Regions from separate parts of the Homo sapiens genome. Here region 1 is linked to region 2. Evidence: read pairs that join two places in POLR2A ChIA-PET (ENCODE). Cell type or tissue: GM12878. All regions are shown on one strand. Each heading gives the region's core, and the rest is flanking DNA. Links, peaks and the distances in the headings are about the cores only.

The links. ChIA-PET counts read pairs that join two places held together with the same protein. Peaks named below come from ENCODE experiments on the same cell type or tissue, not always from the same donor. Only the 100,000 strongest peaks of a DNase experiment are listed, where the experiment ranks them.
Region 1: POLR2A ChIA-PET joins it to region 2 with 19 read pairs; 19 of 35 experiments call an interaction of 5 or more read pairs at or near these places.

The regions. Positions count from the first base shown.
Region 1 is chr2:218,328,027-218,330,923 of GRCh38, forward strand. The region is part of intron 2 of PNKD (PNKD metallo-beta-lactamase domain containing); the gene reads left to right. All of the region lies in intron 2 of CATIP-AS2 (CATIP antisense RNA 2), which reads right to left. It overlaps LOC124906179 (small nucleolar RNA U13), which reads left to right and starts at 554; the gene lies at 554-654. RefSeq lists enhancers at 1,609-1,818, 1,648-2,474, 2,559-2,608. In GM12878, for the core only: no CTCF peak of the experiment used is centred there; DNase peaks (open chromatin) are centred at 1,625, 2,065 and 2,535; H3K4me3 peaks cover 923 bases; H3K27ac peaks cover 1,979 bases.
Region 2 is chr2:218,395,051-218,397,947 of GRCh38, forward strand. SLC11A1 (solute carrier family 11 member 1) reads left to right here. Exons shown (of 15, transcript NM_000578.4): 15 at 1-1,844. It also overlaps a transcript of CTDSP1 not described here. Among named protein-coding and RNA genes, the nearest start is that of CTDSP1, 3.4 kb to the right of the region's middle. RefSeq lists enhancers at 1-206, 1,376-1,505 and a silencer at 886-1,225. In GM12878, for the core only: a CTCF peak has its summit at 1,042 (motif pointing left); DNase peaks (open chromatin) are centred at 1,171 and 1,931; H3K4me3 peaks cover 1,849 bases; H3K27ac peaks cover 1,975 bases.

The DNA.
Region 1 (2,897 bases), core at 116-2,615, 67 kb before region 2:
CCTCCGGCGAGTTCCCACCTCTCTCATGAAGTCCAAGTCCATTCGAAGAGTGGCTTCAGGGCCCTCTGTGACCTGCCCATCCTTACCACATCTTTTAGCACCCTTCAGCCTGTTCCTCTGTCTCAGCCACAGCTGGTGGCCTCTCCACGGTGCTTCAGTCCTAGCTGAGAGGTCTGGGCTAATTCTGTTTCTGCCGGTCGTAATCCCAGGCCTCAAATACACCAAGACAACCCTACCATCAGGCCTTTCTGTGGCTCCACATGGCTTGCTGCCTCACTTCCTTCAGGTCTCTGCTCAAATTTTGCCTTATTTGAGAGCCCTGCCCTGACCACCTCACATAAAAATAGCACCACCCTCACCCCTGCACCCTGTCCCCTCTCTGGCTTTATGTTCACCCTAGTTCACATCACCATGGGACACACTAAATGTTGATTGTTTTTCTCCCCCAACCAGAATATGGCTACACAGGGGGAGAAACTTTGTTCAAGACTGTATCCCAGATTCCAGAACAGTGCCTGGCACCTAGGTGGCCCTTACTAAATGCCTCTGAATGATCCTTTTGTAATTCCTAAGTATGACTGGGTTTTCACACACATAGGTAAGATGCACCTCCCTCAAACCTTGTGATGATGTCAGCACGGTATCCGTCTGATGTGAAAGAAAAAAAGTTTCTGAATGAATGCATGCGTGCATGAATAAATGAATGAAAAGCTTGGCTCAGGTGCCCTTTTCTCCATGAAGCCTGCCCGGCCTCCTCAGTCAAAATGAACCTCTGTCTCCAGACCGCCCCCAGCACTGTCTTCCCTCTTCGAGCTTCCCGTGCGCATTCTTGCTTGTACTGGAGTTAGGTGTTCACGGACCGGCCTTCCTGACTGCTCTGTGTTCCTAAGGGGCCTTGGGGCCGGGCACAGTGGCTCACACCTGTAATCCCAGCACTTTGGGAGGCCAAGGCAGGTGGATTTCTTGAGGCCGAGAGTTTGAGACCAGCCTGGTCAACATGGCGAAACCCCATCTCTACTAAAAGATACAAAAATTAACTGGGCATGGTCACGCACCCCTGTAATCCCAGCTACTCAGGAGGCCGAGGCAGGAGAATCGCTTCAAACTGGGAGGCAGAGGTTGCAGTGAGTGGAGATCGCGCCACTGCACTCCAGCCTGGATGACAGAGCAAGACTCTGTGTCAAAACAAACAATCAAGCAAAAACTAAGGGGCCTTGGAGCAGACCCGGCTCCACTAGAACCCTGTGTCCTTGGTGGCCCTCTGGGACCCTCAGGCCTAGCTCAGGGAGCATGATCGAATCAGGAAGGCCTGGGATTGCGATGAGCGAGGAGAGAAGGGGAAAGCCACAAGAAACAAACCAAAACTAAACAAAGCCCAGAGCCCTTGGCGGGCAGGTGGCCTGGGATTACACACATGGAGACAGAACTAGCCAAGGCCTCCCAGCCAGGGCTGAGACCATGGAGAGGCCACCAGCTCTTACTGTGCTTCTGGTCCTAGCCAAGAGCCCTCAGCAGCCCCTCCCCTTCCGTCAGTGACAGATGGGCGTCCTCTGGAGAGGGCTGTGAAGTCTGGGGAAGAACCTGTCCTGGGATGGGCAGGGCGATGGCAGACCCTGACCTGGGGATCTCCTCTTTTGACCACGGAGCAGCCCTGTCCCTCTCCTGTGCATGCGGAAGTCCCCACGCCCCCAGGCATGCTGGCAACTTCGGGGAAACCCTTACCCTCAAGGGCTTTTTAGCTGTTTTGTTATCTTCTTCAGTTTCCTCAGTTTTGAGAATGCACAAAACATGGAGCTGCTCTCTGCATTCCTGAGGGGCCTCTAAGCAGACCTCGGGTCCCATAGAACACTGTGTCCTGGTGGCCCTCCAGGTCCCTCAGCTCTCAGACAGGCACTTTCAGTTCTGTTTCATTAGGAGTGCCCTGTCGTTGGTGAGATGCAGAGCCTGGGCAGTCTGGGTCCTGAGGACATGAAGGGAGAAACCAGAACAGTCCCCGGCCAGGCCCCACCAGCCTGAGCTTGCCTGTTGGGTCCCAGTGGAGTCTGGGGCCTTGTGGGATCGGGGGGACATTTAAGGGGTGTAGGAGGAAGGGAGGAGTCAAGGCAGGTGACCCTGGCAATAGGGGCTTTCCAGATCATTCTGTGGGAGGCAGAGCCCCTGTTATGCTGCTCCCCTGCCTTCCACCCTCCTTCCTACTCCCCCTGGCCTGAGGCCGGCCCTGGGCCTAGCTGGGACAGAGGCTTGAAAACCTTCAGGCTTCTCTCAGGGCTGCCCAGGATGGTGAAATGGCCCCACGGAGGAGAGAAGAGCTTCATTGTGTGTTTTCCACTGTGTGCCAGAGGGAGGGGCGTCTGGGGGGGCAGTGGCTCACTGTCCCCAGCTGTCCCACATTGCCTCCCACGGGGCTGGAGGCTCACATTCAGATACCAGAGACACCAACTGCTGGCTCACTGAGGCAAGGAGTGGAAGGTGCACTTTGACCCTACACTGGAGGTGCTGGTGCTGTCTGCAGCTGTAACCCCACAGGGAGGGTCCCTTGGGGCAGCTGCCACTTGCCCAGGCTGGCTGCTCCCCATCTTGCAGAATGGTTTTTCTGCCTCCCACCTAAGTCCCAGAGGACCAATTGGGAAATTTTATTTTCTTTTTGGTGAGGTGATGATGGGTAGTTCCTGTCCCCAGAACTGCTGAATCAAAATCTAGGAAGAGGGAGGAGGAGAAGAAGGTCAGAATCTTTTTGTTTAACCAGCACCCCCAGATCATTCTAATATAGGTGGGCCAAGGCCCATCTTAGAGAAGCACTGTCCTGGATCCCAGCTTGCTGACTGTGCCTGGGAAGCCCATGGAGAGAGCGTGAACCCACATCTGGGCCTAGGGCATCAGTATTTTCTTGTGAGTCA
Region 2 (2,897 bases), core at 90-2,589:
TGGCTGGGAGTGGCATGTATGACGTGACTGGCCTGCTGGATGTGGAGGGGGCGCGTGCAGGCAGCAGGATAGAGTGGGACAGTTCCTGAGACCAGCCAACCTGGGGGCTTTAGGGACCTGCTGTTTCCTAGCGCAGCCATGTGATTACCCTCTGGGTCTCAGTGTCCTCATCTGTAAAATGGAGACACCACCACCCTTGCCATGGAGGTTAAGCACTTTAACACAGTGTCTGGCACTTGGGACAAAAACAAACAAACGAAAAACATTTCAAAAGGTATTTATTGAGCACCTGCAGGCGTGACCTGACAGCCCAAGGGTGGGTGGGGTGAGGGCTTGAGGACTTGGGCGGGACACAGGCTCCAAACTGGAGCTTGAAATAGTGTCTGATGAATGTTAAATTATCTATCTATCTATTTATTTATTTATTTGAGACAGGGAAAGGGTCTCCCTCTGTTGCCAAGGCTGGAGTGCAGTGGCGCAATCTTAACTCATTGCAACCTCCACCTTCTGGGTTCAAGCGATTCTCTTTATTCAGCCCCGGGAGTGGCGCGCGCCACCACGCCCAGCTAATTTGTGTATTTTCAGCAGAGACGGGGTTTGCCATGCTGGCCAGGCTGGTCTCGAACTGCTGGATTCAAGTGATCCGCCCATCTCCGTCTCCCAAAGTGCTGGGAATTACAGGCGTGAGCCACCAAACCCGGCCTGATTAAAGTTAAATAAATACTAGTTCCCTTCTCGTCCAAAGGAGCAGGGAATGGGAACCGGGAAGGCACGAAGTCTCTAAAGCATCCAGAAGACCCCTACACCAGGGTCTGGTCCGCTCCTATTCGCCGCAGCCTTTCTGTTCCGCCTGCAACCCATTTTCCAGACAGTAAAACGGCGGCGCACTTCTTTCTCCGTCAGGCACCAGGTCATAAGGAACCCAAGAGTCTGTGCCTCTGAGGCCCAAATTATTTGCTGTTTCCTCAGGGGAGCCGGCGGCCGCGACTCCCACGCCGCGCCGTTACCGCTCCCTCTCTGCTGACTGCTCCCCCTAGGGGCAGAGACGGTCCCGACGCCCGCCATCCCGCCCCGGCCTCACCCCTCCCCGCCAGGCGGAACGACGCGGGGAGGCGGGCGCTCGGGGCTCGCGCCAGGGGCCCCAGAATCCTTCGGGGAGAGTGGGTGGGAGGAAGCTGTGTGGGCGGGGAGCCCCCTCTGCCTTAGGGAGCGGCTGGGCACCCATTCGCCCCATTCAGGGGCTGCACTTTATAGACGTTCCCTAGGCTGTTTCTAGGCTCCCCCAAGTCCCTCCTCCAGCCTCGTCGGGTCCCTCAGACCCCAGCCCAGGACCTGCGGAGGGCCGCAGCGAGGAGAGGCCAACAGGCCTTTCCCTAGAGTTGAACCTGGGCCGGGTGTTGCACCTGGAAGAACCCCCGATTTCCTGGGGACCCAGCAGGGCAGGCGGCCTGGCTCCGCGCTCAGGTCCGGACGCTTGTTTATGAGAAGAATTTCCTCTTTCTTAAAAGGGCAACGATGCGAGTGGGTCCCTCAAGGAGAGAAGAGATGGGACCGGTCTGGTGCGACCTGGGCAAGCGCTGCAGAGGGTACCTGGGCAAGAGGGCCGCCCGCCTCCTCTGGGTTTGGCACTGGAGAAGATGGGTCCATGCCAGCTGAAGGAGGAGATGGATGGGGGACGTTTAGCGAAGAAAGGCATCTCCCAGATCCTTTAGCCTCCTGGAAGTGCCCCCGTTGTACCCCCTACACACCCCTCTTGGCATTGAGTGCCAGTCCTCTGCCAGGCTCTGTGTTACAAGTTGGGGAGGGCGGCAAAGTCCCGAATTAAAGATGTCAGTTCTCAAGGACCCCACACTCCAGCGGCGGGAGACAGCTGTGCAAACAAGTCCCTGTGGCAGGATGCGGTGAAGGGCGCTGCCCGTGACGCCAGCCAGGGAAGGGGACTGAATCTTGCTGAAGGGGGGGTCGGCGGTAGGGGGGAGTGTTGACAGGACAGCCCAGGAGGAATGAGAGTGCCAGGAGCATGGGGGCACGTGTGTGCACATCTGCCAAGACCTGAAGCTTTCTGGGGACGTCTTAGATCTTGTGGGGCAGGACGGGGGACGGCAGAGTAATGGGCAGGTTGGTCAAGAAGACACGGAGACCCGGCTAAAGGGCTACCCAGGACCTGGGCAAAGGGCTAGTGATGAGGTCGCGCCAAGGTCAGTCATTTGGACACTGGAAGGCGTCTACTTAGAGCTGCCCCCATTCCCCCCATAGTAGCTCTGGTTCTTCCAGCCTGGCCTCAAATCGACCCTCCAGGAAGAGGGGTGCAGAGTTGCTCTTCTGGAAGCTCCCTTTAGGCCTCCCAGGGAGGGCGTGGTCGCACTTGGCACTCCCCAAGAGCCTGCTGAATGCACCCCGACTTTGTGCACGGCTCCCCGCCTCCCCCTGGGTTGGGCTTTTACCAGCCCTGTTTGGCAGATGGGGAAACTGAGGGACTGTGTTGGAAGAGACGCTTCCAAATCCACAGGTGCCAGACAGCACCTTGCTGAATCCCGTTCCTGCCCCTCCCCGTTTCTGACTTGTGGCCCCCATGATTTTATTTTTCCTGGGGTGCGAATGATAAAACAGACAAAAAATAGAGTGCATAAAGCGACCTCCACCTGTAGAGACAGAGGGCAGCTGGGTGTAGACAACCCCTACAGTGAGGACACTCGAAGGACCCCCCTCCCCCCACGCAATCCTGGCCTCTCGCTCACTCCGTAACTAACTACCCGCCCCAGGCGTGGGGAGATAAGTCCAGGGCTCCAGGCAGAAGGCGCGGCTACCTCTGCCGCTTTGGGAGCCTGGGAGGAGGAGTTAGGTCTCCCTGGGAAAAGAACTGCACGGGCAACGGCTTGAAGTGGCGATAAGATGGG